2 separate regions of the Mus musculus genome follow, and region 2 is linked to region 1. The links are chromatin contacts, found by Hi-C or POLR2A ChIA-PET in ENCODE. All regions are on one chromosome and are shown on one strand. Each heading gives the region's core, a stretch centred on a gene start or an enhancer-like site at or near the end of the contact. The rest is flanking DNA. Distances are from core to core; before and after follow the strand shown.

Evidence for each region. Hi-C counts contacts between places; a loop is a spot of excess contacts on that map. ChIA-PET counts read pairs that join two places held with the same protein, here RNA polymerase II (POLR2A).
Region 2: a loop to region 1 is called in a map of left cerebral cortex, with 2.2 times the contacts of the local background. The contact joins the promoter of Pcp4l1 here to the promoter of Sdhc in region 1. A Hi-C loop is called at or near these places in 5 of 37 maps with a recorded cell type or tissue (heart and left cerebral cortex). POLR2A ChIA-PET finds 5 or more read pairs at or near these places in 2 of 5 experiments (Patski and embryonic stem cell).

Annotation. Positions count from the first base shown.
Region 1 is chr1:171,148,595-171,152,266 of GRCm38, reverse strand. Sdhc (succinate dehydrogenase complex, subunit C, integral membrane protein) reads left to right here and starts at 1,664. Exons shown (of 6, transcript NM_025321.3): 1 at 1,664-1,708. The coding sequence starts at 1,689. It also overlaps a transcript of Mpz not described here.
Region 2 is chr1:171,194,689-171,198,360 of GRCm38, reverse strand. It overlaps Pcp4l1 (Purkinje cell protein 4-like 1), which reads left to right and starts at 2,093. Exons shown (of 3, transcript NM_025557.1): 1 at 2,093-2,350. The coding sequence starts at 2,342.

The DNA.
Region 1 (3,672 bases), core at 415-2,914:
GGGACATCTGTTACATTTTATTCTTATTTTTGTTTCTGGAATACTGTCTGTGTAGTCCAGGTCACCTGGAACTTGGTATGCTGCCAAGGCTGAGGATGACCTGAGCACCTGACCCACTAAGTACTAGGACTGTAGGCGTGTCAGCAAGCTGGGTTAGAGAGGGTTGGAGCGATGTCTGGGAGGGAGTTCAGGAGCAGAAAGCTGTACTTACTAGAACAATTTTCTACTGATGGACCTTCTTACTAAATTCTAAAAGCTGTTTTCTTTATGTCAGTTTGTTTCTCTTTTACCTGTCTCTGGAGAGTGACTTCAAACTCACGATCCTCTTACCTCAGCCTCCACAGTGCTGGGACTATAGGCACAGCCACTGCTACCAACATGAAACTTATGTTTTGAGGTAGCTGGCACTGAATTGTGTCGCGTCCATCTTGAAGATCAAGAAACACTGCAAAAGAGATTCCTGCACTGAACGGAGGGTTGGATGAGAGAACCTCAAAGGTCCCTAAAAGTCTACAAAGTGCTTTCTTTGTCTAACGTTACAAAAATGCAAAATAATATTATTCATTTGATGAAGGGGGGAAAAAAGCGAATTTGTGCTATTTAAATCCTGAAAGGAAAAAGGCAGGAGAGAGCTAGATTGCTAAATATAAATGGGATCTGAATATTAATACATTCAAAAAGAGATTTGCTACAGAATAAGAGTTGCTCTGGGCTGCCCCCCTTTATTCTTTCTCCCTTTGCCTTGCCACCCCTCAGCGCCCAGGGTCAGGAACTTTGACATTTCATTTCATGTCTTTCTCTCTTTCCTCAGTCGAGAGACTCTGCAACTGATTTCTGTGCTTGGAATCCTCAAAACCGTGGATATACAGTATATATAAATCAAAGCGGGTTCTCCTCCACACCCCTAGGCTCTTGTGGCTGTGGGTGTCACCCACATATCGCTGAAAAAATAAACAAAAGAGCGTTGTCTTTGGCCAGTGGGAGTTTGGTTCGTGCTGCAGCTCAAACCCTGGAATTGCCAGGCCTAAAGGAGGTGGTGAGAAAGGATGCCAACATTGAAAGGGATGGCGGATGGCCCTCTGGCAGCCCACGACACACTCCCTACGGCCCAATTTGGGGTACGGTTTGCTTATCTTGCTGGGGATATGGCTTAAAGGTATAGTGCTTGCCTAACACGGGAGGCACCAAGTTCAGAAGAAGGCCAAACTAGCATTTTTCCTTGGGTGTCTCAGCCAGCTAACTAGGGGATTTTTAAGACAACTTGGAAGGAGGGGGGTGAAGTGAGCCTCTGAAATCCTCAGGGAATAAATAAGCCGGAGAAGTGGCTGCCTGGCAGAGCGAGCCCTACAAAATAAACACTCGGGCAGGTAAACGCACTAACGGTAACCACTCGGCGATTTTGGCCAAAACTTTGACAAACGACGCTAGCTAGAAACTGGCGCGTGAGAGGAAAACCGAAGAACTGAAAAGCAAAGCAAAACAAAAAACTAAAACCAAAAAAAACCAAAAAGAACCCAAAACAAAAAAAGTACCATCCACCAAGCCCGGAACACAAAGGAGGTTCCAGCCTAAAAATTCTGAGGTGTCATATGATAGTCCCCGCCTCCGCCCCGCCGGCTCCGCCCCCAAAGGCAGGGCCACACGGGGGGAGGAGCGATGCGTCATTTCCGTCCAGGCCGGAACTCAAGATGGCTGCGTTCTTGCTGAGGTGACTTTAGCCTGGGGCTAGGAGTCCACGCCCGCGACCGTTGGGGGAACCTGAATTAGTCCCTGAGGGGGTGACAGCGGTGTGTGCCTTGCGGGGACAGGGAAAGGACCTGCGGGTGTGCAGGCCGCGCCCCTGGGATCTTAGCACCCCCTCTTCTCCCCCGGCGGAGAGGCTCGGAAGGGCTTAGAGGTCACACTGTGTGTGGCCGAGTGGCGCGGCTGTCATTGTTTCTGCCTCGCCCACCTCTAAAGCCTCTTCGAAAACTGCTCTTGTGGCCCCAAAAAGCTGCTGTAACTTCGAGATCAGCGGGCCCCTAGGCCTGCAGTTTTGGGGGGACTTAGGGATTGTAGAGGGAGGGGCTCCTTGGAGCACCTACTGGGTGCTTTAACTCCTGGCAATCCTGCTAGCAACCGGTGGAAACTGTCGGGCATCCTAATGCATCCCTCCCAAGCCAAGGTCAATAATAGCATCCACAGTGGGTCTCTTAATGTTGCCCAGGAAATCCACTTTGTTTTGTTTTAATTTTGGTTTTAGCGGGACAATTGGGTGGGTGGGTGTCACCACCTTTCTCTAAAGTGTCCATTTTCTGTCCAGAGAAATAGCTTAGATTTCCCCTTGTTCTGAATTCTTCACTCATTAGCTATCATCCACAGAGCCTTTATAGTTGTAAGGGCTAGTGACATTTCTGGTACAAATCCCAACCCAGTTTTGTGCCAGTCCTATTTTTGGAAATTATTTGTTATGGAAAGTTAGCTTCAGTGCTGTTGAGATTCCAGACCCCGATTCTCCCAAATATGTTTTCATTTCTCTTTCCACTTCTGTCATGCAGTATAAAAATAGAGGGATTCTGTTTAGTCTTTCTTTGTAAAAGTGAGTCTTGGGGAGTTTGGATTGGTTATCTTTATCCTTTATTTTTATCTTGCTGCGCATCCTCATAGCCGAAGGACAGGACCAGGTTTTCCAGAGCTGTATCTTTCATCCCTAATTTTGACCATAATTAAATGCTTTCAAATTCTATGATGTAACACATGCTGGTGAATGTTAGGGCATATCAGGTCAATGGTTTAACATTTAGCTTAAAATGATCATATTGGTTCCAGGCATTTATCTTAGGAGTTTCGGGATTAGTATGTAGAGTCTTCATCTTTGGGTTCTTCCTGGATCTAGCCAGTCTCACATGGAAATTATTTGAAAAGCAAATTCCCAAAGCAGTTTGAGTGTGTTACCTGCCAAGCATTACACTGAGTCCCTGGGAGGGGACTGTGGGTGTGTCCTGCTGTCACCTTCCGTCAGTCAGATATTCTGTCATCCCAGCACTAAGAATTATTTACCTCACCTTCTGTCCTCATGTAGATTGGTTGTGTCTACAAGTAATTTTTTTCCATATTTTTGTGTATGGATTGTACATAAGTAGCTCTCCCCACCCCATTTACCTTAAACCATAGAGTGTAACATACAGAATATTTAAATTATAATAGGCATTATAAGTAATACAGAAATTACTGGAAGTATAAGAGAATGTGCACAGGGCATATGTAAATGCCACACCATTTTACATAAATGACTTAATCAGCTGCTTGTGGAGGCACACCCCACCCTTCTCAGCACTTAGGAGACTGAGGCAGGAGGGCTGCTGTAATATTGAAGCCAGCCTGAGCTATAGAGTGAGTTGCTGGCCAGCCTGGGCTGTAGAATGTGGTACTGTCTCAAAACAAACACTTGCTTCCAGCTATAACTGTTGATAATTTTTTTTTCACTTTTCTTTAGTATGGGTGTAGGTGGCTGCACATGTGCTATATGGCTTGTGTGTAGGGTTCAGAGGACAATTGGGAATTCCAAGGGCCCAACTCAGGTTGCCCCGCTTGGTGGCACGTGCCTTTTCTCTCTGAACTATCCCACTGGCTCCTAGCTGTAACATCTTAAACAACATTCCCAGTGTAGAGAGTCTTTTCAGAGTTTCTGGT
Region 2 (3,672 bases), core at 844-3,343, 46 kb before region 1:
TGTTTTGAGACTTCTTTTTTCAAAGCAATTAATCTAAATCTTTTCACCTTGGCCTCAGGCAGACTCTTCAGCCAATGGTAAAAAGCAGCCACACTCTTCACCAAAATATTGCAAAAACAGTTTCTATGCCACATACTGAAATTCTTCTCTTGGACCAGGTCCACACCATTCAACTCACTCTCAGCATCAAAGTCTTCCATATTCCTACTAGGATAGCCCATTAAGACCCACTTGAAGAATTCCACTGCTTTCCAAATCCAAAGTTCCAAAATCCACGTTCTTCTAAACAAAAGCATGGTCAGGCCTATCACAGCAATTCCCCAGTCTCTAGTACCAACTTCTTTCTTAGTTAGAGTTTTACTGCTGTGAACAGACACCATGACCAAGACAACTCTTTTTTTTTAATTTATTTATTGTATGTACATGAGTACATTGTAGCTGTCTTCAGACACCAGAAGAGGGTATCAGAACCACTAAAGATGGTTGTGAGCCACCATGTGGCTGCTGGAAATTTAACTCAGGACCTCTGGAAGAGCAGACAGTGCTCTTAACCACTTAGCCATCTCTCCAACCCCACCAAGACAACTCTTAAAAGGACAACATTTAATTGGAGCTGGCTTACAGGTTCAGAGGTTCAGTCCGTTTTCATCAAGGTGGAAGCATGACAGCATCCAGGCAGGCATGGTGCAGAAGGAGCTGAGAGTTCATAGTTTGAAGGCCGCTAGAGGAAGACTCACTTCCAGGCAGCTAGGATGAGGACCTTAAAGCTCAGGCCCATAGTGGCATGCCTATTCCAACAAGGCTACCCCTTCCTGGGCCAAGCATATACAGACCATCATATACACTAAAATTTATTTACTATATGTATGAGTATATGCCATATTCCCATGTTTGTACAGGTGCCTGGAAGTGACTTCTGGAACAGCAGCAAGTGCTCTTAGCTGCTGAGCCACCTCTGCAGCTCCTCCACTAAAATTTAAAAAGAAGACACAGTGTAGCCCATGAAATTTATATGAAATTCAAACTTCAGTGGTCACAAATACATTTATATCAGATGGAGCCATAGCTGTTTGTTGACATAAGTATTTGTGCCCGTATTCAAGTGCAGTAGGAAATGGCTCAGCAAAGAGTACAGCGATCCTACAAAGAAAAAAACATTTATTATTTGATTGTTACCTGGAAAGTTAGCTGATCCCTAACCTACAGGGTGAATTCTCATTATCATCTCAAAGCTCATTTCATAGCAGCAAGAATTAAGGTTTGTTTCACTAAGGACAACCTTTTCAATGCTAATTAATTGTTCATTAGAAAGATTCCAGAGGAGTATGCTGTACAGAGTGAGTAGGAGCCAGCCTAGTTAGAACTTTAGTAACTGAGGCAACCAGATTCCTATTAGAAACAGAATCACAGGATCTCAGATGGATCTTTCCCCCATCTTCCTAATTTCTAACCCAACAGAGGAAATGTATAAACACAAAGAGTCAAGTTAGAAAAAAAGACCGATTGAGGTCTTCCTTGAAGTTGGTTGTTGAGAAGAGACCAAACCACTGAATGGTAGTGACAAGTCACAGTTACAGTTGTTAACAGTCTGTGATGGTACCAACCAAAGAATATATCTATGAAAGCTGCAGTATCCGGGTTTGACTGACTGAAGCTGTAAGAGATTTTTATGAAGTCAATAAGAACTGTAGGCTTGAAAATTAAAGAATTTCCTTAGATGAAAACTAGATAGATAAACAGAACTAAAAGGTCTGTGTGTTTACCTGTGTTCTGTTTATTTTCTTTTTCCTTAAACGATATATACAATGTGAGGTTGAGCTAAGGCTCAAGAGCCTTAGCTGTTCTTCAAGAGGACCAGAGTTCAGTTTCTTCAGTTACTACTTACTACTTCTCTTTCCTTTACCGGTTCCCTACTTCGTTTTCTGTCTTCTCATCCCCCATGGTCTCCCCCCTCCTTCCCGCTCTCTCCGTCTTACCCTAGTTTGGAAATGCAGCAGATTTCTGAGCCTGCCACCACTGGGTTCAAGGAGCTGTCAGTCTGCACTAGGCAGAGTTTCTATTGGTTGGGCTGGAGGCAGGGACCGCAGCTCACTATAAAAGGTGGAGCCGGTCAAGGCGCCCGGAGCTGCTGACAGGACCAGGTCAGAAGGGGCTCCCTGAGCAGCGCTGCAGCCGGAGCATTTGGGGCAGCATTAAGCAACAGCTCGCAGCGTGCACTCTCCCCTCCGAGCCCTCCAGGGCCCCTGCCCCGGAGCCCAGCAACTCTCGGCCGCGGTTCACGCACGCATCTCCGAGGACCCCTTGCCTCACCTGCGCCTGCCACGCCCGTCCGGCCGCCGGGATGAGCGAGGTGAGTGGTGCCACTTGGCATACCCCGTCACCTCCGCGTCCGGGCCAGGGCTGCGGCGGGGAGAAGGCTGCGGCTCCAGGTCCCGGGAAGCTAGAGTTACTCTCTGGATGGACGCCACTGCCCCTCTAGGAAAGCCCCTACCTCCCGGCTCTCGGAAGCCACTGGCAGGGGGTGCTTTTAGCCTAACAATTGCAATAGTGCTTTGGGGAGGGGGTGACTGGAGTCAGCTGTAAGCGGGAACTGAGCTCTCGGGCAGATAAACTCTCTTGGGTGCTATCCTCCGCATCTATATCGTATTGCTCCGAGGTTACCATGGCTTTCTTTGATGCCCTCACTTCAGTTCTCTCCGACCTCCGCTAGGATTGTGTGGTTCTTGCACTCTATAAGTAGCAGCCAACAGCTCCATCCCTGGCCACCTAACTCCCTCCCTTCGGGTGGCAGTTTTCACTTATTCAATGAGGAACGATGTGTGTGTGTGTGTGTGTGGGGGGGTACCTGACGTCCATGAATACTGTAGAAGAGGAAGGCACATCTAGCACCTGGGGAGATGTTCTCTTCCAGAGAAGACCTCCCGTTGCAGTGCAGTGCCTGTTACATCCAAATTTTCGCACAGGTTCTGTGGTGATGGTCATGGGAGCCAACCCGGTCCTGTAACTGGTTGACTCGGTTCAAAGAACACTGTCCATGGTAACACATTAAGAAGAACTGTCCCTGTTATCTGACTTAATTTGTAGCATCCCAGGCAGATCCTCTTATCAGGAGACAAGATTGTCGTTCCTGGATGACGTCGATTTGAACAGTGGCTTAGCATGCCTGCCTTCTGCGGCCCCATTCTTAGTAAGCGCGCCCTTGTGTTCAGTATGTTGCTCAGCTGTATGCCAGTGCCTAGTTGTGCTACTTAGTAGCTCTGTGGCCATGGGAGCATCACTTAATTTGTCTGTGCTTCAGCTTTCTATCTGTAAAATGAAGGTAACACTGGTTGTTCTAAAAGATTAAATTATATATGCCAAGTACTTAGCACTCTACCTGGAGTCTAGTAGGTTCTCAATCTGGAATCTGAGTTAGCTAGTGTGCGTGCGTGCGTGTGTGTGTGTGTGTGTGTGTGTGTGTTTCAAGTTAGTTGGTTACAGAAAAACAGCTTAAGAATTGCCAAGCCTCCTTAGAGCACTTGCTAGCAATGAGTGGGTTCAATCTCTAATACTGAAAGCAGAGAGAGAGAGGGAGAGAGAGGGAGAGAGAGAGGCAAGAGACAAAGAGACAGAGACAAGAGACAGAGAGGATTCCCTGGAGCCCGGGCCTGTTTAGCTAGGAAAGATGAATAT